Linked DNA regions of Mus musculus: region 2 is linked to region 1. Evidence: chromatin loops called from intact Hi-C (ENCODE). Cell type or tissue: left cerebral cortex. All regions are shown on one strand. Links, peaks and the distances in the headings refer to the core of each region. The heading gives the core; the rest is flanking DNA.

The links. Hi-C counts contacts between places; a loop is a spot of excess contacts. Peaks named below come from ENCODE experiments on the same cell type or tissue, not always from the same donor. Only the 100,000 strongest peaks of a DNase experiment are listed, where the experiment ranks them.
Region 2: it touches region 1 in a loop (8-fold over the local background); 6 of 42 quality-filtered maps call a loop at or near these places.

Annotation. Positions count from the first base shown.
Region 1 is chr5:32,033,101-32,041,100 of GRCm38, reverse strand. The region is part of intron 10 of Babam2 (BRISC and BRCA1 A complex member 2); the gene reads right to left. Among named protein-coding and RNA genes, the nearest start is that of Gm52770, 38 kb to the right of the region's middle. In left cerebral cortex, for the core only: no CTCF peak of the experiment used is centred there; DNase peaks (open chromatin) are centred at 3,365, 4,004, 5,129 and 6,220; H3K27ac peaks cover 3,070 bases.
Region 2 is chr5:32,124,344-32,140,939 of GRCm38, reverse strand. It overlaps Fosl2 (fos-like antigen 2), which reads right to left and starts at 4,468. Exons shown (of 4, transcript NM_008037.4): 1 at 4,135-4,468. The coding sequence starts at 4,236. In left cerebral cortex, for the core only: CTCF peaks have their summits at 5,641 and 5,850; DNase peaks (open chromatin) are centred at 7,568, 7,801, 8,290, 11,197 and 4 more places; H3K4me3 peaks cover 3,308 bases; H3K27ac peaks cover 3,383 bases.

The DNA of each region.
Region 1 (8,000 bases), core at 1-8,000:
ATGTTTCAATGCCCTTGTTTTCTTCTTTTGATAGGAAAAATACTTTATTGCCCTATCTATAGAGTGTTAATGCACTCAACACTGTTGCTCATTCTGTTCTCCAGGGTCTCCACAGCACAGCTGACCTTCTACTTCTTTGCCACATTTTAACTGCCCTCACCCCTCCATCTTCTCACCAGTCTCAATCTCAAAGCTTAGTTGAGGGACTTGCTAGCCCTGTGAGGCCCAGTAGTTCTTCCTCCAGGAAGTCCATCCATCGATGAAGACCATCTGATAACTTCAAAAAGTTTACATCTTCTCTGACTTCACACTTATACTCCAGCCTGCTAATTTCCAGAGGCCTGGATACAAGCACTATGCTTAAAGATAGCTTTCTGGCCTGGTACACAATCCTACTCAGAGAATACTAACTCAGGAACAGATAGTACCTTATTTCAATCAGGAAGAACTAGCATTGAACTCAAGCCTTCAGATTTGAAATCTAATAGTTCTAACACCATGAGAGTGTTCTGGCATTTATGGGGAAAAGAGCTCTTCCTACCTGCTCTAAGTTCACTAAACATCAGACTCAGTTTACAACTCTGCCAAGCATAAACTTGGTCATTTTCGACTCCCTTCATTCTTCTATTTCCATCGTGGTGAGGATTGCCTTCAAAGACACTTTCGTCATACTGACTTCTACCTTGGATCAAGAGAAATATGAATATACATTCATTCAAAAACCAGTATTGGCCTACATAAGACAGCTGGACATACTTTTGGACATACTTACAGGTTTTTGCCAGAGCAATTGGCAAGGCTGCCCACACATCTACCAATTAAGGCAGTTCCAAACAACATACTAATCAATGTTCATATGGAATAGATCAATAAATAAGCTTCCTCAGGTCCTAGGAGATGGTTTTCTATCTGACCTATATACAGATGTCAGCTTAATGACTACTCTACTCCTTGTTCTAGCTCATGGTCCTAGCTACAGTCTCTGTGATATTCCTGTATGCTGCTAAGGGCAGCTATGAGAGGCCTGATGTGTCTCCTGCTATCATATAACCTATTCTATAATCTAGCTTTGGGCTAAACTTCTGCTTGGAACACTAAAGAGTTCTGAATTCAGAAACCGAAGCCTATGAGTCTTTAAGGATTAATGAAGAGAGTTAGATTAGAAATAAAGAAGAAACTCAAGTTTTAAAGGACCTTGAAATAAACCTGGTCACATCTCAAACAGACTCTGTGATAGACTTAACAGCTAAGGCCTTCTCAGTGTGCCTGCTAATGCTTATACAGCAATGTGGCACCCTTGCCTGCTTTGCCTCTGACCCCTCACCAACACACACTGTGAGGAAGATCTCTGCTGCCAGAGGCCAAATGTTTCATTTTAGATTTATTATTAATTGGCTCATGCTGAAACAGGCTTGGTTCTTTGTTTGGTTTGCTAAGTCATTCCGCAAGCTCAGTTCACAGAAAAATCAAACAGAAATCTGCAAAGCAGTACAGGAGCAGGCACTGGCATGGTTAGGAGGTGTCTGAACCCTTGGCCTACTACTGCGACCCTTTAATACAGTCCAGGCACGGTGACCCTGACCATAAAATGATTTTTGTTGCTACTTCATAACTAATTTTGCTACTGCTATGAATGGTAATGTAAATATCTGTATTTTCTGACAGTCTTAGGAGACCCTTGTGAAAGGGTTATTTGATCCCCAAAGGGGTCACAGCCTACAGGTTGAGAAGCACTGGTCTGCAGGATGCTTTCAGTAAGTGCACTTCCCACCCCCAGCATCTAAATGTCTGTGTGAATTTGGTGAAAGGATAGTTTAAGACTTGTACAAAATGAGAGAGCTGTTGGCATGAAACTCTATGAATGTGACCAAGAACATTCTTGACTGTGGGCTTTTAAACTAGCACAAAATGACCCTTGGGACTTCAACTATTTAAAACAAACTTTTAGCCAAGTGTGGTGGTGTTGGTGTGGGCCTATCATTCCAGCACTTGGGAGGTGTAGGCTGAAGGACTGGAAGTTTAAGGCTAGCCTGGGTTACTCAGACAGTTCTAGGCCAGCCTATGCCTCATGAAACTGTCTCAAAAAAAAGCAACCAACCAACCAACCAAAAAACATGAATACAAAACAAAATAAAAGCCACACACAATTGTGGTTCATGTGAGAATAGGTTCATTTGAGAACATTATTAAAAGCATGTTTAGAAATGAAAAGGTGAGTTTGTGGTTTATTTGAAAAGTCCAGTGTGCATGGCTGTCAAACTCCAGACTAAGGGCAGGAGAACTCAAGGGAAAGTTAAAAAGTAAGTTGCCTGGGCTGGCCATTGAGGAGTCAGAGGCAATCAATCACAACAGCCAGAGGACTGCTAACACAGGCTGCTGCCCCTGGGACTAGCTAGAGTTCCTGTGACTTCTAATGTGTCTCTTTTACTTAGAAGATAAGATGTAGATGGTGGGGCTTGTGACCTGTCCTAGCTGGTCTGACAAAATCTCAGGTCCAAGGGGCAACTCTATTCTATGCCTCTCAAGTGGCCCTCTCCATGGACTGTAGCAGAGAAGGAAAAGCATACTCTCCTTAGTGGTTTCAGAGGCAGGGCTGGAGGTGGCACTAGCCACATGTCACTCCTCCATGGTCTTCTTAGGAGGGGCTACACTCTATGCTGAACAATGCTTGTTTGGAGACCATCCCGTTCTCCAAGCTGCCCTCCTGGCATCAGCTCTACCAGCTACCACCTATTCCCTCTTCCTTCCTTCCTTCTCTAAACTCCCAAAAGAGGACTGGCAACAAATTTGAGAACCTGCTCATGCGTGACTTCTGTCTATCTGAATGTATTCGTGGTTCTTACCCTACCCATAAGCCCCTACAACCATTACCACAATGATACTTTTCCTTGGCCTTCCCCATCCTGTCCCCTCCCTCCAGATGCCCTTTACTGGCTCACCTTCCCCTCGGCCGGCCACTTAGTGTTTTTCAGCAGCAGTCTTCTCTTGCCCTTCACCAGCTGTTGGCCACTAGTGCCAGGGCTTCAACCGCCATCAGTATGTGGTCACAAAGCTTTTGTTACATCTATTTTGTGATAGTCACCGAACATCTGCACTGGCTTATCACACAAACACCACAGACTCAATATATCTAAACTCATTCTCATTCTTTGACTTCTGGTCCTCTTCTTCAGTTTCCAGTCTTTCCTTAGCTAGCCAGGCTCAGAATTACAAAGCACTCTACAAGTCCTCCCTCTTCCTCCCCCCCCCCAAATCTGAGTGCTCACCAAGTCCCAATTTGCTTCTGATGTATTTCTAGACTCTGTCCTTTCCTCTCCTGACTCCCACAGTTTTAGAACCTCACATTTCTCTTGCCTGAACTAGTTACCAAAGTGGTTTTTCTACCCCCGGCCTCTTCCCACTTGCATTCTCCTCCTCTCTGCCATCATCCTTGGGAGTCTAAGATAATGCCACATCCATCTTTAACATCCCTCCAGGCCTTTGCATCAGTAAGACGACATATTTTGAACAAGTGACGTACACGGTTCAGATTTCTCTTCTGTCATCTGCCATTCTTTACTCACGCATCCCAAAAGTCAACTTTATGAATTATCTCCACCATGAGGGTATACTAATCAGTTCCTGAGTACACTCTGCTGTTCTCTTTGGAGCGTCCTTGCCCCCTTACCTATAAATCTCATCTACATGTAAGGGCAAGTTCAGGCAGAGCCGTTCTCTAAGATCTCCAGAGGTTTGGCACTCCTGTGTTCCAGCAGTCTACATGTGCATCTGTACATTTACATGTCTGACTCTCCCACCCCTGGACAAATGTGTGCACCTCACCTCTTCTGCACCTCCAGGCCTACTCCAGGGTTAGGTTCACAGCATACATTTCAATGTTTGCTGAGTTGACTTAAATATACATAGGGCTTTCCGTGACAATAGGACATTAGCCTGTGCATGTTCTGCTGTTCCTGGTAACAGTACTACTGACACAGCAGGTTTGGAGCAAAGACGACAGATGGTAAAAGAGGCAGCTGCCAAGTGTCAGAAATGGCTGCAAGTGGCTTGGGACAGGCAGGCAAAGGGGAGAAAACATCCTGTCTCTTTCTGAAGTACTTACTTTTTGCAATCATTGTTGATGTTTCATTGATAAGTATAGTTACATTTATTGTTGGCTATAAACAATCCAATAATAGGTCTGCAAACTGAAAGGGACCACTTTCTGTACATATAAACAGACAGGTTACACTCTAAGGACTTAACTCTAAATAAACTGTGTAATTAAGTGACAACAGGAGCTAAGTGTGTGAGGCTATGCCTTGATGACAATTGGGCTAGCAGAGCTCAGCATCTGAGAAGAGAGAGAAAGCCTGTTGGATGAATGTACACTTGCACTGACCAGGCTGCTCATCTACAGAGAAATCTTATGTGCATGAGTAGTTGTATAATTTTTTAAGCATGAAAAAAACATTTTAAAGCCAGGGGTAGTGGCATGTGCTGATCATACCAGAACTCAGAGGGAAAGACAAAAGGATCAGGACTTCAAGTTTGGTTATAGAGTAAGTTTAAAGGCAGCCTGGGGCACAAGGGAACTTATTTTTTAAAAAGAAAGAAAAACACTTGAAGAAAATATTATTATATTCTTATAACTCTGACCATAGGTAAACGTGGAATGGAAAGCCTTTGGAAGTTTTGTTTTGTTTTGTTTTTTTGCAGCTCATGAGAACTAATATGCTAATATTGTAGGCTAAAGATTTACACACACACACACACACACACACACACACACACACACACACATACACACACACACACTCCTGGTTTTAGGACGTGCTGGCTGGACATGGGAGTGGAGAAGCTGTGAGACTGAATACTTGGGTCAGAAGAGCCAGTGTGGTGAGATGCACTGCAGTGTGACGCAGCAGAATGAAAAGACATCACCTAGCATGGATCATAAACAGATTCTTTGAAAGACCAGAGACGAAGATCAATCAGTCCTTGCTTAAACATTGGATGGCTGCCTGGTACAAAGGCCTATTTTGCTTTGCTATGTAATTTCCTCACTACTTAGCTACAAAAGCGTATCAGAATTGAATTCTAGTGCTCTGTCTAAATGGGAGCTGAGTCACAGGTACCTGATGCTGTGTCTGCAGGCTGAAGTGGATGACTCACGTCTGTGAAATTCTGAGAGAAAGTACCACCCGACCCCTTGCTTAGTCATCTTTTGCATGGATGCTGGGTTCATGAGCTCTGTAAACTATAATGAGCTATCTAGCCTTTTACCATCTCTTTCTTCTTTTCTAAACAGTACAAATTACAGCTCTAAAAATAACCTCATCTACGCAAGTGAGTCACTGTGACCTAACAAGCTTCCACAAGTAGTTACCCAGCTCAGTTGTGATATTTACTTGTGAAGGTACAAATCTTGTTGTCATATTAGCCCCCATTTTCTTCTCCCTCAAGCTTCAGATAAGAATTTGGTGAACTGGGGAAAGGAGAAGGGAAGAAGGTTTCAGGGAACATTTTTTTTTTTTTAGGAAAAAAAAAAAAACATAATGTACCCAATGCTTGAGATGTTCAGGATTGTAAATAGAGCTTGTGGGGAAGGAATTCACTGGAAGCTATCCCTGGGCTTGAGATGTTTTTCAGTTTTTCAGAAGGTTTGCCTAGCATTTATAAGACCCAGGGTTCCATGCCCAGCACTGCATAAACTTGGGTGTGGTTGTAAGATCAAAAGTCCAAGGTCGTCCTAGGCTACCTAATGAGTTTGAGGCCACCCTGGACTAGAAATCCTGCTAATCAATCAATCAGTCAGTCAGTCAAATAAGTAAAGCTATTCCTACCAGCATATGAGAGCTAGAATTTTAATATTTTAGGCTAAAGACGTTTCTCTTAGTAAGGAGAACATATTGACTATGGAAAGACATCTCTTGATAATTCTATTTTCTTAACAATTCTGGACTGTAAATGTATGACTTTTTTGATAAAAGGCATAGCTGCGCCAATAAGTTTGTATGCATTAAATGTTCATCTTTGGATCCTAGAGACATACACTAAGCCTTGGCACTCTACCTGTCCACTTGGCTACTTTCTGACGCTCAGGCCTGACCTCTGGTCTTCAGATTGCCTGGTGAGACTTCCATTGCCAACTCGCTGTCTTCCTACCCCAGCCTGTACAATGAATTCAACCAGGGGCAGGAAGCGGCTGTCTCCATGGAGCTCCTCTCTTCACGAGTGAGGCAAAGCTGCTCAGATACCAAAGTGCCACTCACTCACACTCTGGCTTACTTGGGGAGACTGGAAAGGAACAAACTTCCTACTACCACCAAGCCTAACACTTGCCACCACTGTCCCAGCTTCTCCTGTCAGAGGTCAGACCTCTTGGCCTCACCCAGACAGTCACGTGAACAGTCGCAACTAGCTGCTGAGGGTGCTTAGGGATAGAATGATGAAATCATTGATTTAGCTGAAAACGTCCCCAGGAAATAGGCTACAAAGCCCATTGACGGCTCCAGCCAGGCAGAGGCTGAGTCACTCCAGTCCTTCCTGACTCCTTGATTTATATTAAATAGGTCAGCTGGATCACCTGAATCCTGTTCCTCATCCTTTTGAGGGGCTGCCCCCTGCCATCATGTTGGGCCTAGTACTGCTTCCTGTTGGGCCTAGTGAGGACTTTACTAATCAGCCTTAGCCTCAAGTCCTAGGAGGGCCTGTGTACTATGTTCCAGGGGCCACCTCATGATCACATCTCTACTTTGGATCCCTTTCAGGATGCAGAGACCCTAGTTACCCTTTCATTCCCACAAGGTAGATGACACGTAGCCCCGTCAGCTCTTTTCTCGTTGCAAAATGGGTGTACCATGTACCTCTCAGGGTATGAGGAGGAAGAGGAAAGGGGCCCTGTCTGTCCAAGTTCAAGGGGCTCCCAACACCCAGAGGCTATGGAGCTTCGGCTCAGGGCCGACCACTGTGGGAGGCTCTGTGTCTAACGATACGTTAGGATATCATTCAGTGTAGTCTTGGACCTCAGGGGGCAAAGAAGCTGAAATAATGAGACAAGTTCACAGGATAATGAAACGGCAAAATGTAAGTGTGTGTTCTTCAGAGCAGGTGGATACTCAGACAGGACAGCTAAGCAGAAGAAGGGTTTTCAGAAATGGTACAAGAAAGATGAGGCCAAGGAGTGACAGAGAGGAGGGTCAGCACACAGGTTCTTGCTGAGTAGGAGAGAAAGCCTGCTGGTCACAGGAGAATGTTCCCTTGAGAGGCCATGGGATAAAAGCCATGTCTTCATTGGTTGGATGTGATATCTGGGCACAGGAGCTGGCCAGCAAAATAATCCAGAAGGGAGGTGACCTGACTTGACCTGGTGTAGCTAGGGAGGAGGTAAGGGTGTGGCAAACACAGAAGTAGCTCACACCTTGCATTGCTAAAGCATGGATAGACTCTAATTTGCTTTTAATCCTCATTTAGGTCCTACCATAGAAGGTAGGCATGCATAGGGACAATTCCATTTCACAGATGCAAATACAGGATCTCAAGGCTATGTGGTGGGGTTGAGAACCTAACCCAGTATTCTGATGGTGAAATGAATGCTTTTTCTATCATCTGTACAGCTCTCCATGCTGTTCCAAGGGCTGGGGCCATTCAAAGCTGGGTGGAGCAGATGTGCCAGTCAAGGGAACTGGGTAAGAACAGCTCCTCCACCAGGACGCCTTATCTATAGGCTCGGCTAGCCCCTATCTTCTCAGCAGCCAGAGCAAAGCAGTCCCGTGGCATCTTAGAAGTCTGTGAGCAGAGCTCCCTGAGAGAGGTGACTTCCTATGGCAAGGACATTGGACTGACTCCCCTTGGTCTACAAGCAGCCAGATACGGTTGGGCCTGCCCTTGCCTCTCACCTCCCACCTCTCTCACAGCCTCCTGCTTCCTCAGGCAGAAGGAAGAGCTCCTTCCTGATTGCTATACAAGCACCATCTTGAATTATCTTGTACTTCTCACATGACGGAGGCTCCCTTAGC
Region 2 (16,596 bases), core at 4,977-12,976, 95 kb before region 1:
GTCTGTCCATTCAGACTTCATGTGTCAGACTTAATTCCAAAGACCTTTTGGTAATTTTCAAATATCAAATTCACCATTCGAGAGAAGATTTGTTGGCAGGGAGAATTTTCTATATGCACTGAAAACAATAAAAAACAAAACAAAACAAAAACCCAGTATTGCAACGCCTTTGAGAACGGCAGTCTCAGCATTCAACTAAGCATATAGTCCAGCAAGGGAGGAGGCGATGTCAATGATGATGATGATGATAATGGTTTATGTGATTTAGGTGTGTAGGCTCTGGTGTGTTTGTTGTAAGAAAAAACAAACTAACAAACACACACAAAAAAAACACCTCAAGCCCTCAAATTTTATATTCAGTGTGAATAATAAGACAGTCAGTACAATACGATAATAATAATACACTCGATAATAATAATACACTCAGTCAATACAATAATGGAAATGTACTCAGGGTTTTAGAAAGGAAAATTCAACCACTTCTCAGACAGTTTATGACTGCTGTTTCACCCCATGGTGGTGAGAAACTGGGCACCTCCTCCAGGAGGAATCCGCGGAACAGATACATTCCTGGGATAACACTGCATGATCCAAATCTACAACATCTGTAAGATCACAAAAAACAAAGAGAGAAAGACCACCAATTCGCATCTCTCCCTTCTCCAACATTCCCCACACAAGCAGATGGGGAAAACAATCCTTGAGTATTTGAAAACACCATGGGCTGGGGGAGGCAACTCATGAACAAGAAAAAAAGCACTCTTTTATTCCAACCGGGCTTTATTAAAAAAAAAAAAGATTTTTTTTCTTAAACTCAGTTTTAATTCAAGTCATTTGTAGTTAGTTATTGTTCAATATATGACATTCGTTTGCCTTAAATAAGAAGAAAAATTCTAAGAATTTGGAAAACTAACGAAGTTTAACACTCTTGAGATTGGAAAAATACATTCTCAGAATAGCTCTTCCAAAAATGTCCTGTAGGGGGCACTAGAGGGGTACAGTTGAGGCTGACTTGGGAAATCACAGTCATTTCTGGTAAAAGTTGTTTGATGTGAGGAATGTCCCAGCCTGGTACAGTTGGCAAAAGTTCACTCTGGGGAATTTTGTGTGTGTGTGTGTGTGTGTGTGTGTGTGCGCGCGCGCATACGCCTGTTGGAAGAATGTGGCAGGGGGGAAAAGTTGGCCTGATGGTCCCTGATCCTGAAGGAAATGCCCTTGACTTACTCTCACAAGTCATCAGAACAGATAGCTGCCTTGGAAAAGTTCCGTGTCTTGTTTTGTTTTGTTTTTCATTTGAAGGGGGCCTGGCTGAAGAAAACAAGTTATGAAATGACCTATGTTTGTGTAACTGGCTGGATTGCGTAATGCCAGGGCCCTGAAACCGTAACAGCCAAGGAGCAGGGCACAGCATATATCTGGAGGTGTTGTCCCAGGAAAAAGAAAATCACAACAACAAAGCACACTCCAGGAGGAAGAGGTGCATCCACCTAGCTCCAAAAAAAATTAAATTGCCAGGGATTGATTAACCTTTGAGATTGAGATTATAGCTACAACAGGAAATAGTTTTCGTGTTTTGAGTTCCTGCCATAGACACAAGCAGAGGTCTTAACAAAGAGCTGTCTGCCTCCCACCCCACAGGTCAGTGGGGAAGTACTAGGTACTTAGTACTAAGACGCAGTATTAAGACCTTATGAAGCTAGATGTCGCGGGGGGGGGGGTCGGGGGGGGAGTGCCAGACAGCAAATTTATGGGGATACAGGACCCCACAAACAAGGAGAACAGGGGGAAAATAGTATGCACTTGCACAAGGAAAACCAGGAACTTCTCACAAGTTCCACTGATTGGATTGGTCCACCGTGCAGTCATAAAGGAGGAAGGCCCAGTCACTAACTGCCAGGAAAGCTTCCCCATGTAGAGGGCTGGGAGCAGAGCTGATTACAGACTTTATCTGGCATGTAATAAAGTTACCTTGAGCCCAGATTGGGGTGGGGTAGCAGCACAGACTTGGGAAGTAACAAAAACAGAGGCCTATCACTGGGACCACAGAACAGTTTTATAGACAGCCAGATCAGGGAGGGGGAAGCCTTCCCCCTGTTCCTCGTCTCCTACCCACCGCCCCGACAAGGCTGAGAGTTGGCTTAAGTGGCATTACCTTGCCAATCCCTCTGGTTTGAAAGACTTCTTGCTCATAAGGCTGAGCAGAATAGGCAGCTATACCTGAGAATCGCATGCACTGGTTGCTGCTAATTGCAAAATCCTCCTGTGTTACAGCATGCTAGGAATTAGCCAACAGCTGCTTTTTGCTTGGGTAATGAGGCCCTATTACACACTGCTGGACGGAGCTCTCTTCCTTCATCCGAGCATCGGTTTCCTGTCTGATTTGCTTCCAAAACAGGGAATTGCCTCCGCTCACATCCTGGGCTCAAAGCCCTAGTGACACAGATTATTCAGTTGGGGCACTGATGTCCGGTCTGACTTCCCATCCAGGCCCCAGAGTCTGAGCAAAGCCAGGCAGGGAGATTGTACTGTCAGTGCTCACTGTCTTGGTCTCATTAGTGGAAGAAACAGAAACGCAAAGCTTCTATGTTGGTTGGAAAGGAGAGGTACATGGGGTGGGGTTATTGGATTGGAAAGTAGGGGACAACAGGTATAAAGGACTCTAAACCCATTGATGAGTGATGTTTGGGTTCAACCCAAAACACCAAATGTACTGGGATGCAAACATAAGCGACTACTTCTCAGGTATGATTTGGGTGTTCAGTAGTAAGAAAGGGTCCACTGACTGGACCCTCAATGCTCAGACCAGGCTGTCTACAGTGGGTGCTTAGTAGGTATGGGGCTTGGGAGGAGCTAGACACAGAAAAGTCATTTAGAAGGACTCCCCAGATATGGAACATTACTTTGAGAGAGGTGCCCCTCTTGTCAGATTACAAAGAAAGCCATATTTTTATTATATTTCCCAGCTCACTCCACCCTTCCCTGGAAGACCCCTGACCTCCTATCTGGTTGACTTCTAAAGGTCAAAGTCAAGGCCATGGCTATTGGCTTATGGAGTAACTCTGGCTGCAGCCAGCTTGGCTAGGAACTCCCAGATGCTTGCCAAGGTGGGCTTCAGGTGGCAGAGGACCTTTTGAGTTCATGCAATTCCCTCACAAGATGGTGTTTGTGGTTCCTGCGACACAGGCCAGGTACCCTACCACCCCTACCGCCCCACCAATACCTGTCTGGTACCTACAAAGACACAGATTACAGGCACAATCCTTCAGTGCAAACCAGTCTGGCTGCTTTAGAAAGAGATGTTTTTCTACTTCTAAATCCACTCAGGAGCTCAAGCGATGTGTCTCTTTCTCCCACTTCTCTCTGACAGCTTCTTTGCCCCAGGTACCCCCAAGCCCCTCAAAGTTCTGCTGGGGGGGGGGGGAAGTACAGGCTCCTGCCCAACCCTTACCGGAAGCTGGAGGGGGGGTGTCACAGGAGGTGTCAAGAGCCAATCAAAGCCAGCTTCTTCCTTCCTGACCTTCGCACCTAATTCCCAGGGGCAACCCTCGCCCTCACTCCCAAACACTTGAAGGAGCCCAGCTTTGTTTTTGAGTCCCCAATCCCTTTCAGAAAACAGCTAAGACCGAAGAATAACAGAAGAAGAAAGGGTTAAAAAGCCTTCCCCCCCGCCCCCCCCCGTAGGGTCCTTGACGGCTGGGAGGGGCTTAGGGGGCGCAAAAATTTTCTTGCCTATCCACTACCTAGAAAGAGGAACGTGAAAAGGGAGGGAGAGCGGCTCGGAAGGAGGCAACAGGCTTCCCGGAGGGGACCTGTAATTTCAAGAGCTTTTCTGGAAAATTAAGTACGAAAAGGGGGAGAGGGTGTCGTTGGCTCTTCAAGCCCACTCTCCACTTGCTTAAAAAAAAAGAAAAGAAAAGAAAAGAAAAAGAAAAAGAAAAGTGGAGAGTGGGTAGGGCGGAACAGGAAAAAAAAAAAGAAAAAGAAAAGAAAAGAAACCCACAACTTACAGCGGTGAAGTATTTTTCTAGCCTGGCTAGGAAAGGGAAAAGAAGGAGGTTGGGGGTGGAGGCAGTGGGAGCAAGAAGAGGGTAGGAGTCTGCCCGCGCCGCCAGGTGCACCCCGGCCCGCACGTACCTGCTGGCCGCCGCCACCGCTGGAGTAGGACTCGGCGTGCGCAGGAGAGCCGCTGCTGCCCCGGGACGAGGTGTCAAAGTTCCCGGGATAATCCTGGTACATGATCCGCGGTGGGGGCCGGAGAGGAAACAGGGTGGTTTTCTTCCCCGCCCTCGCCGCGGCCGCGCACAGTCTGCTGCGCGCTCGCTGGTCCACCGGCCCGGCCACGGGCTGGGCTTTTCGCTCCCGGGATGTCCCCTAACCAAGGCAGACAGGAGGCAGCGACACTCGGGAAGTGACCCCCCCGATCGCCGCGCACCGCACTTCGTTTCTGCTCTGCAAGCTCCGCGGAACCGGTTGTCCACCGAGTCCCTCCCTCTAAAAAGTCGGCGCGTCCCTCGGTCCCTCCCCTGCGCGCGCCCTTCCGCCCCCGCGCGCAGCCGGAGCTCTGCCGGGACCCACGGGCTGGAGAAAAATGGGCAACGCAAAAAGACTAGGAGCCCCGCGGGTGTCGCTTGGCAGCTCTGGGGGACTCCCTCCCCGATCTCTCAGGGCGCCAAAAAGGCGAAAAAGAAAAGCTGCCGGTTGGGAGAAACTTCTGTTTCCTCCTTTTAGAAAAGGAGCCCGAGAATAAACTTCCTGTGGCCAACTCGCCGCCTGAGTTTCCCGGCGACTCGGACACTTGACTTAGGACAAGGCGGTGAGCGCCGGTCCAGCGGCCCCGATCGCGCCGGTGGGACAGCGCCCGTGGGATTCTAGGCTGAGCGGTGCTGAGAGGGACGTGGCTCCGCGTCGCAGTGACCTGCACCCCGTGCTGGCTCCAGGACCTGCCAAGCCTCGCGCTTCTCGCCTCGCTTCGCCCTCCCCTCTCTCCCCCTCTTTCTTGCGCTCGCTCTCTTTCTCTCTCTCTGTCCCTGCCGAGCGCCGCTCACTGTCTCGCTTCGAGCCCCTGCGCTCTGCCCGAGATGAGTCACTACAATGGCACGAGTTCAACTCCACACTCTTTATTCTCCAGCCCCGCACCATGTGGATCCACTCACGTCAACCTTAGACTCCACCTTGCTGGGAGGAGCGCTCGAGGCGGCGGGGGAGGAGGCCTGGGACAAGGAGGAGGAGGAAGAGGCGCGGGAGGGGAGGGGAGAAGGCGGGCGGGGCGCTCCCCTCCCGGCCTCGCTCGCGGTCGCGCTGACGCCAGCCACAGACCCCGCGCGAGGAAGGCGGGAGGCGGGGAGGGTGGGAGAGCGCGGCCCTCGCACTACGGGGGCGCCGAGGCCGCCCGCGTTCTCGCCGAACTCCTCCACCCCCCCTGGGGCGCAGCGCCCTTGGTCTGTTCCATTGGCGCACGTTGCCAAAGATGGTCATTTGCGTTAGAGGACGCGAATGCGGGTTTCCTCGCCTTCGGGTGACGTGGAGGGAGAGGGATTCCCTCGCCTGCTCCCGCCTGCGCCCTGGCCTCCCTACCTCCTCCCCTCCATCCCCAACCAAAAGGAAGGGGCGCGGGGCGGGGCCCCGAAAGCGGCCGCGCCGGCCTGGGCTCCGGGTTTTAGAAAAGGAAAAAAAAAAAAAAAAAAAAAAAATCGCAGCCCTGAAGACGAGACGGGCGGCTCAGTGCGGCGCCACCGCGAGGCAGAGAGCCCGGCGCGCAGAGCTGCTCGCGGGGAGGGCGCGGCCGTGCGCAGTCGTCCGCACCCTCAGCGGCGCCGCCCGGTACAGCGGGCGTCCTGGGCGCACCGGGCACCCGCGCCACCCTGCGGCCGGGTCTTGGCGGGGTGCGGCGCGGCGTCGCCAGGCGGGGCTGGCCTGCCCATTTTTCACTCGGAGCCTGGCTGCCCACTGCTTCCCCTTTTTGTGTGTGTGTGTGTTGTGTGTGTGTGTGTGTGTGTGTGTGTGTGCGCGCGCGCGCGCTTGTTTTTTTTTTTTTCTTTTTCTTTTTTCTTTTTTTAATTTATTTTATTTTGGCCTTCCAATTAACTTGCTTAGAAGTAGTATTGAAGATGAAATTAGCCAGTGAGACATTCGGGAGTCCTCTGTGCTACACAGTTATGACGCATGTAATAGTAGTAACCAGGTCTTAAAAGCAAATCGGGTTGTTTTTTAAAATACATAAATAAATAAATAAATAAATAAATAACTGGGGCCCGAGAGGTGTGCCCCAAGTTGCCTTGAACTGTTTTGGAGCAAAGTTCAGGGCGCGCGTGGCCGGACTCCTGGCTCTTCCCGCCTTGATGGGTGGGGTGGCACTCAGGGTAAAGAGCGCAGGCCTTGGAGTATGAACGCCTGGCTCTGCTATTTACGAGCTGTGAGATCTTGGGCGAGTCTAGAGTCTCAGTTTCCTCCTCTATCTAATGAAAGGTTTGGAGCAGGACGACCTAAAGCTTTCTTCTGCTTCGGATAGCCTATCATCCCCAGAGAAGGTACAATGAGTACAGATAAGCGCTGTACCAGGAGTTGAAGAACTCTCTTTCTTTTGAGGCAGGGTCTCAGCACAGGCTGTCTTAAAACTCTCTATATGTCAAAGATAAGCCTCCACCTCCCGAGTGCCGGGATTACAAGGGTGAAAAAACGCCTTTTTTAGCCATCCTTATGCAGTGCATCTGTATCCTTAAGCTTTTGAGGAGTGAATGGGAAGTAAGGTTGTTGGGATTCCACTGAGGACGTTGAAGTGCTATGCATCTCCCATATCACATCTCAGGTCCTCAGTTTCCTTATCTGTGAAGTGGGGGCGTTACTAGGAAAGAAAAATAAGAGCCGGGAACTCGAAGCTTTCCCGGGGCTCCATATAAAGCGCCTGCGTTTCCGGGACGACTGGCGGCATCTGGCTGCCCCAAGGGCCTCAAGATACGGTAATCCCAAACAGTACTAGGGGTCATTGTTTACAATTATAAAACACATTCTGTCCTGAGCTCCATCCCCAAGGACTTGTGCGCGTGGTAAGCTGAGTGGCCAGACTCCTCGCATTTTTGCAGCTGCCCTCCCAGCAGAATGTGCAGCTCTGCAGGCTCGAGAACGGGGTGTGGTGCAGGCGTACACGCACGCACCAGCCTTGGGTGCCTGGCCCTCCCCCCTTCCCATCCCTGCGTCCTGGCCTGCTTGGGTGTTTACGCGCCTCTCTCAGCAGGACTGAGTAAATGCAGCCCTTTGACGCAAAACGGATCAACCCTTCCCCAGCAGCAGCAAAACCCAGAAAACTAGAGGTGGGGACGGGGGCAGGGCATAGAAAAAAAAAAATCGTGACACTTTCCCACTCGCCTCGCCCTGTGTTCTGCGGGTCCTCGGCCGCCCTAGTGAAATAAATCTTGGAGGGTTGGGGGTGAGCAACTGGGGGGGGGGCGGCCGGGGTACGCAGGGACCTCCCCGAGGAACCCCGTGTCACAGCAGCACGAACAGACGCACTTTTGGTTTTCCTTCGAGCCGCACGGGCTGTCCGGCCCTCCCCCAGCCCGCATTCAATAATCGTGAGCTTCTGGGTCTCTCCCACACAGTCCTTCCAGTAACGCGGGGCGGGGGCGGGGGAGAAGGGGAGCAGGAGCTTCCTCCAAGGCCTCCGCCATCCCGGGCGCGCCCAGCAACTAGCAGGCGCCGCCGGGAGCGCGCCTTCGGGCCAGCGCAACCTCGCGCCCTCGCCCGCCCCCGCCCGGACCCGCTTCCCCCGTCCTTTCCTTTCTTGTGGCTTCCCGTAAAGCCAGCAGCCCCCAGACGTCTGCAGAGCATCACGGAATCTGTGCTGATGCAAGTCGCCGGCCTCCCTTTGGTGCGCCCCGGCCCGCCTGAGAGCGCTTTGATCCCTGCCTGGCCCTGCTCCGGAACGTGAGCTGGCTTCCCGTGCCTGCCTGGAGAGGAGACCTAGGTTCCACAGCCTAGGCCACCTTTCAGTCCCGTGGCACCAGAGGCAGAGCTGCCGGGACACTGGTCTCCCTTGATTCAGTGGATGCTTGAAGTTTGACCTATCTAAACCCAGTTCAGCGGCGCCTACGTGGGAAGACATACCTGGGGGCACGCGGTTAAGAAGGGGCTGGAGTAAGATGCTCAGAACAGGGATTAAGCCCCAATGTCTCAAATCAAAACGAAAACATACTGTCCCTTGTAATCCACACAACAAACATTTGAGGTGTCTCTCATTTCCAGGTGTCAGTTCAAGAAAGCAAGACCAAGTAACTTGTCCTGGGGAACTGGTCAGTGTTTAATAACGAGTTGAAAGTAAAACCGCCTCTGACTGAGTCTGCCTACCCGCCTCCACCGCATTACCTGCCTCCTACCGGAATGTCTCTCTGGCTTTCTAAGCACAGACTTCATTTGTTCGTGGCTTTAACTGACATTTAAAAGTGCCCCTTTTTTCTCTTCTGAGTGAGGGAAAGGAAGAGAGATGCCGCTGTGGGGAAATAAAAAGGTAGTCTGGGCTGACTCTTCATCGCCTCTCTGAGTGTCTGGACCCTCCCGTTTCACTCATTCCAGTTTCCTTGTTATCCCATGCAGCCCAGGTTGCCCTTGAGAGACGTCTTGGATCTTAGAATGATTGTCCCCCTCAGTGACCCACCCATCAGAGGAAGGTGCGTTTCCTGAAGACCTTTCAATATATGCAACTTCGCTTGTCTCACAACATCCCCAGGAAGAGCAAGGTCAGCTGTGGACCAGAGTCAGGATTGCCCATGCAAAGCCAAAGAATACAACGACAGCGCAACCTCCTCAGTACGGTCCAACCTGTGGACGTCTGCAGCTGAACGCAAAGCCATCTCCCGTGCCCTTAAACCCAGTGTTCTTCCAACCTTGACAGTCTACAGATTCTACTCCTTAGTGATAACCCTACCTCCCACACTGCTAGGAGGGATCTGCAGTCATAACTTTATAGTAAACAACGCATTAGATGATATGTTCTGGTTCCTGAAAGCATTTATATTCGAAGCCCGAGTCTTGGTTAGGGTTCTTACTGCTGTGATGAAACACCGTGACCAAAAGCAGCTTGGGGAAGAAAGGGTTTATCTGGCTTGCTCTTCACATCACAGGAAGTGAGGGCAGGAACTCAAGGAGAGCAGGAACCTGGAAGCAGGAGCAGAAGCAGAGGCCGCGGAGGAGAGCTGTTACTAGCTCATTCCCTGTGACTTACTCAGTCTGCTTTCCTACATGGTCCAGGACACACTCACGCACCACCCCCAGGCCTGGTGGTGTGGCCCACCAGTGAGCTGGGCCTACCCACATCAATCTTAAGTCGAAAGAATGCATTCGAGACTTGCCTCCAGGCAATCTGATAGAGACATTTTCTCAAAAGAGGATGCTCTTCTCAGATAACTCTTTAATTTGTGCAGAGTTGCACCCTGCCCCCCGCCACACACACACACACACACACACACACACACACACACACCAGGCCAAACAAAGCAACAACAGGACAACCTGTTTAATGCAGAAGTGTTTGTGTTTTCTGAGTACCTATAAATTTGTCAAGGAGCCACCAGCAAGCAGATTTCAGCTCAAATGGTTCAAAGGACAAGGTCTTTGTGGTGACCTCTTTGGGGAGGGTCCTTTGAGAGAGGGTTGGAGAAACGGGGAATTTAGTATATCTAATGTCTGGCAACAGCTGGAAACAGAGTTGTTAGGGGGCTATTCAGAGCCACTAATTCTGAGGAGTGTGTTTGTATCTGTCAGGTGTGAGGGTCCAGGAAAGGCTGGGAACTGCTTCTCCTCCTAAGGGGCCCACAGGGTATGGGAGTGGGGTTTTGAGTGAACAAGACAGCTTCCCTCCACCCCCATGGGCTTACAGCATCTGCTCCAGGACCCAAAGGGCACTTGCAGCACATGCGCTCTGAGGTCTAACACTTACGCATCCCCAACATACACTGGAAATAAATCTACAGTGCAAGCACCGTGGTACACACCTATAGTCTCCGCCCTTAGGAGGTGAAGGCAGGACAATCAGGAGTTGAAGGTCATCCTCAGCCTCATAGTGAATTGAAGTCTAGCCTGGGCTACAAGAGAACCTCTCAACAACAACAACAACAACAACAACAACAACAGCAGCAACAACAATAAAATCCAGGCATGGTGACACATACGTTTAATCCCAGCACTCAGGAGGCTCTGGCAGGTGGATCTCTGTGAGCTGGAGACTAGCCTGGTCTACAAAGTGAGTTCAAGCCAGGGCTACACAGGGAAACCCTGCCTTGAAGCGGGAGCGGGGGAGACAAGTTATATTTAAATGAAATGAATGTTCTATCGTATGGGTTCTGAGGACCGAGCTGGGTCTTCTGGAAAAGTAGCCAGTGCTCTTAACCATGAGACACCTCTCCAGCCCAAGGGCACCTCACAGCTCTCTGTAACTCCAGCGCCACAGGATCCAACATCCTCTTCCGCTCTCTCCTCCTCTGGGGCACTGCACACATGTGGTGAGCACACAGAAATGAGGCAAAACTCCCATCCTCATGAAATAGTAAGTAAAATGTTCATCTGGTGGACAGTAGAGGTACCTGTGTGCACAAAACAACCCTTCTGGTTGCGGAATTTTATACACTCTGCTGAGTTGCATTACCCTCAATAAAATCAAACTAATAACTAAGCTGTTGGTAGCCTCAACCCACATATAGAGAGAGTCCTACACCCAGTAACAATGCTTTGGTCAACAATTTCCTGAGGACATCACGACCATCTGACTTTGGGGTCAGAATACTCTGCAATGTTCACACAGTGACAAAGGTGCCTAGTAACACCTCTCCTAGAAAGTGTTGCCATTGTAAGGTAGTATGTGACTACAAATTAAAATTTTGGAAATTGTGAACAAATAATGCCCTTCTGCCCTCACCCCCCATCCCTACCATAGACCCATAGACCCTGCTCCGCATTCAGGACAGAGAACCTTCCTGCCGTGTGTGTGTGTGTGTGTGTGTGTGTGTGTGTGTGTGTGCTAAAGCTCGATACATTCCAGAGATGGTGACAGATGCGGTGCTATCGTTCTGAAATATCACTGAGTCAGAACAGGAGTCACCCCTGGTAGGAATGTTTGTCGGGTCCCAAGCAGGAAAAGACCAGCTTCCCCACCCCTTCTCCTAGCCTCAGATCCATTCAAGGATTATAGAGAAAGGATGTGCTTGCCTCTCAGCTTTCCAGCTCTGCCAAATCGTTAGTCAAGGAAATGCCCACAGACCCCACAGGCCGGTCTGATGGAGGTAACCCCTCTGTCCCTTCTCACAGGTGACTCTCATTTGTATCAGGTTGGCAAAAACTAACCATCAACCCATTTTCTAGATACAGAAATTGAGGTCCAGGGGGCATGCAGATGGCTCAGCAGGTAAAGATCTTTTCTTGCCACCCAGCCTGACACCCTGAGTTTGATCTCAGGGACCCACGTGGTAGGAGAGGCAACTTCGGCAGGTTGTCCTCTGACCTCCACACATGTGAACTGTGGCACCCACACACATATGCACAAACATGTTAAATAAATAAATATAGCTGAGGTTCAGGTAAAGCAAGCCACAGATTCAAGGTCACTTCGTGGGAAGGCAAGAGTCACTCAGAGAAACACTCAGAGCCTCCATAGCCGATGCCAGGACTCCATTCAGCTGTCTTGAGCCCAAACAGGCTCAAACAAGACATTTGCCTGGCCCACCATCCCTCTCCTTCCTGTGGTGACTCCGTTGATCTTCTTTTAGGAAACTTCCAGCTCTCTGCCTTGTGTGCCATGGCTGATCCTTCGGCTGTAGCGTGAACACATGTGCACAGGTTGCAGGTCTGGCTGACAGAATGCCCCAGGCTGCAGTTACTGAGTGAGAGCTACAGGGATGACTTAAGACCCAAGATCTGTGTGACAGTTAGACCTGAGACTTTGGCTAAACTCCCTCTAAAATTAGCACTCTTTTTTTTTTCTTCTACTTCTCTGGGAGAGGCTACTAGGGGTAAAGCCAACTCAGAAGGAGGCAGCGCTGAGGGGTAGAGTGCTCTGTTAACAGGACTTGATCACCTGCCAGTGTGTCCCTGAACTCGTAAGCTCTTTGACAAGACTCTCCCTTTTCTGCTCAAATCATTTTGAGGGGGGTACCACTTGCGACTAAAAGGGCCCTGGATGCTTCACTGCCAACACACAAAGAGCACCCACTGGGAGTACTCAATGGGAGACTCACTGAGAGCACCTAGTGCTTGTCAGACATTTCTAGAAGAACAGATAGGTAAGATAGTCTCATTCTTTGGAGAATTTGGCACATGGCTGAGAAACAGTCTCAGCTTTAAGAAGAAGCCAGCTAAAGCAACACCACAGGGTGTTCTCTGGTTACTGCAGAAGGTTGGAGCCACCTGTGTGGCTGTGAACTTGGTCTCGGCAATCAGATAGGATACAGATAAGTTGGGGAAGTTATAAGACAGACAGCATTCCAGGGAAGCCTGGGTCCAGGGGTGAGAACGAACTGATGGATTGACAGATGGATACCAGAAGAGTGGTCTCACATGTATAGTCTGGAATGGGTGGAGAATGGAGGTCCTGAGGTGTCTCCAGGAATCTTCTAGAACAGCCAGGCTTGTTTGGAATAATTTTGTTGGCAAGGTTAGGCTAGAATGAGTGTTATCCTGAAAACCATCAGAAGTTTGGGGCAAGTGTTTAAACGGGGTCTGAGGTGGCACTGTAGACTCTGAAAGTGTCATTAAAAAACCAAATGGGCGTCTAAGTCAGCTGTCCCTTGGAAGGCTGATGAGTTCCCTGCTAGCCTTGGGACTCTGCCATGGAATACTAGCCCAGAAGGTTTGGACAAAAAAGGAAGGCAATGCTAGCAGCCTTCTCAGGAAGTGGCCAACTCAGGAGGAGGGGGAGGGGAGGGGAAGGGGGAGGGAAGGGAGGGGAGAGGAGGGGGAGGGAAGGCAGGAGAGCTGCTAAATTGTGACAGTAAGGCCTGAATCTCCGTTCCAACTGAGAAAATGTCAGCACAGACTGGAGATTAGATGCTGCTCAGAATTACTGTTTCATCAGACGAGTTGATAACATTAACTGTCTTATATAAATATTATTTGGAGAGATATACTGAAGAACATGAGGTGACAGGCGTAAGACTTGGGGGTTTCTGTGATGAGGGATTGAATGGAGTCTCGTGCACGTTAAGCACTGAGCCTCACTCCTGGTCCCTGCTTGTTATGAGTTTGCTTTAAAATATTTCAGCTAAAAGGGGAGGAAAATATTTCTATACATTCCTCTACGCATGCATATTATGTATGCATATGTTTTATCCTATACATAGATCTGTAGCTAATTAACAAATAGAACATTGAGCAAAATATTCCAGACACAATATACTATATATTACTCCATCCCATAAATTCTGTTCTAAAGGCAAAGTGGATCTGTGATCTAGATGTCAGAAGGAAGAATGTGGTTGGCCTTGTGGAATCAGGGTGAGGTCAAAATGGAGGAGCCTGAGGGATGCTGGCGAGGGTCCATCTGCCTCTTGACTGGGTAAGGTGTGAAACATGTCACTACGCAGGGGACTCAAGTACCTTATGTATGGTTTATGCTTCAGTAAACGTACCCCAAAACTATCCCACAGAGGTGGGGGGCAGGCTGAAGCAGTCAGGAACCCTCCATGTCCAGCATATGAAGAAGACACAATAGGAGTCTGCAGGAAGTCTACATCTTCTAAACAATTCTGAGAAGTATCTTTCATGGACCAAGGGACACATATAATGGGCCACGGTCCGACACTGAAGCATCCATCTTCAAGCCAATCAATCACCCTCACGGCAGGACAGACACAAGGGCAAGAGCCTGGAGCACAGATGAGAGGAAAGGGGCTTCTGAGTCCACGTTCACTGGCCTGTCCACCTGTCTGGGGCAGCTTCAGATTCCAGGTGCGACCTCCTTAGACTCAGCCAGCCAGCTCAAGTGTGCCACCCCAGGAGTGAGCAGTGCCTGAGTCCCTGAAGTGGTATGGGCCAGCTGCTGTGGGTCACCGCCTCATGGGACCCACCAAGAGCCTGGGGAACAAGACTGTGCTATCTCCACCAATGTGATTTCCTGTTAGGGACACATGAGCTCTTGAAAGAGGAGGGGAGAGCCCTGGAAAGAATGAAGCAAAGGTGGAAGGAGGGAAGGACCGGGCTCCATGGGCCCTGCTTTTGGCATAGCTGTGATGTTTTTAGAGACAGCCTCAGGCTAGTGGGCTCAGCCTGGGGTGCACTTTCTGCTCTGCCAGTTGCCTGCTGTATAACTTGATGGTTGTTCCACTGTTGTACACCCAACCCACTCACTTGCAAAGTTTGTGTGTGTCAGTATCTGTGTGTGATGTGTGTGTCTGTGATGTGTGTGTATGTGTGTGGTGTGTTTGTGTGTATGTGTGTGATGTGTTTGTATGTGTGTGGTTTGTCTATTCAAGTGTGGGGTGTGTGTCTATGTGTGTGATGTGTTTGTGTGTGTTTGTATGTGTGTTGTATGTATGTGTGTGTCTATGTGTGATGTGTTTGTGTGTGTGGTGTGTCTGTACAAGTGTGGGGTATGTGTGTCTGATGTGTTTGTGTGTGTAGTATATATGTACTAGTGGGGTGTGTGTGTGTGTTGTGTGTAGGGGTGCTGGTTCCATGTCTGCCAAAGAAGCTAATGATTCTTACGGCTAGTGATTTAGATCAAAGAGCTGAGTGTTAGAATGCTGGTGTACTACCTTACAGCAAAGTGAGTCTGGCAGTTCCAGGACCTCTCCACAACTCACTCTCCTCCCTGGGACTGTGTGGTGATAGTAATATCAAGTCCTTAGACCAGAGTGGCAAAATGGCTCAGCAACTAAATATACTTAGCACCAAACCTGATGACCTAAGCTCAATTCCTACCAAGTGGGTGGGAGAGAACCGGCTTCCACAGGTTGTCCCTTGACATCTATTTGAGTGTATACCAACCCACACACACAAAATAAACAAACAAATAAATAGCATGTAATCAAGGATCCTTGATCCAGTACGAGAGTTATGCACACATATATTTGTTGAAATTATCATCCTCCATTCATTTATAACCCAACATAATACCCAAAGGATCTCTGTAGCTGTGGGGAGGACATGCAAAGCAGCCTGGGAAGAACTTGGCATGACCGATGGATATTCACAGTACTGCACTCTGCTCCCTGCTTCTCACAATGTCTGGGAACTCAAATGGGAGACAGTTTCTAAAAATGACGAAAAATGGGGAAATTCCATCCATAGGACATCTAGGGGAGGTGCAGGAAACAGGAAATTGGAGGCTGGAAAAGGCACCCAGTAGACTCTCAAAAAAGTTGGGTTCTTGGACCTCTGAATCTTCCATTGCCCAGGGGGCACTGGGAGAATGGGCATGTCCAGGAAGAGCAGGGTCAGAGCTAGAAGGACCCCAGGTGCTCATTACAGCAACCCCTCAACACTATTAGACACTTGTAAGAATTGAAGGCCAGTGGTGGGGTGGGGACAGGCTTACTTCCCGTCACCTAGAGTGGCAGAGGCAGGGCTGCAGCAGTCTTGACACCAAGTGAAGGACACTATTTCCAAGTACAGGGTCCTTGTACATTTTCCTCATTTCCTCACTTTGGCTGGGACTCCTGGAAGCAGATAGACAGAATGGCTGGATTGTCTTCCTCTACATGTGCCTGGGGGCCCAGCCCCCACTGATGTTTCAAGGGGCTCCTGAACAGCGAGCGCCTTCAGCCAAAGAATATAACACAGGCAAGAGCAAACACAGAACCTTATTGTTCGGGCCAGCGATTACTGCACTGGGTGGGGCATTTATTTATTATCACATTTATTTCTTTTCATTAACAGAAAGCAAACATTCCCCACCCCAGGAGCTGGAAGGCTACCACCTGTACCAGAGGATAGATGATCATGTCTCTTCGGAGCAATGGAGGGTGGATTCATCCTTCTCGTTCCTCAGATCCAGGTCAGCTGAACTAGGGAGAGCTCCCACACCACCAGATGCAGAGGTGAAAACTAACAATGAAAGCTATGGCATGGGCCTTGGGCGAAATAGTGTGCCATGTTCTATGTCACTGGCAGCCACATTCTATAAAACGTTAGAGGTGGTAAGAATTAAACGATAGGCGCGTGGGGGCTGCTAACACAGTGCCCGATAGACAGGCACTCAACAGACAAAGCCACAGCCGTAGTTTGAAGCAAAGTGAACTTGCTTTGGCAGAGATTACATGGGTGCTCCAGAATTGCTCTGAGGATAAACAGAGCAGAGGTTAAGAGCCCAGGTGTTTCAGATGTAATCTCACTTAGTGCTGTGTACATGGGGCCAGAGGGGACGACCTGATGAGTTTTTAGGATCACTCTGCTTCCCAGCTCCCATATCAAGCCCCCAACCCCAGCTAGCCGGTATGCCTGAGTCACCCAGGCTCTCTCCCTCAGCATAAGTCCTTCTCTTCTCTCTCCTCACTCCCACTGCCTTTCCTGTTCTTCCCCATCCCATTTCATAAGGTCCAGCTTCTGATAGTTATACATAGTTTTTTGTTCACAGAACAACAACAACAACAACAACAAAAGCAGAATGTAGGTGAGGTC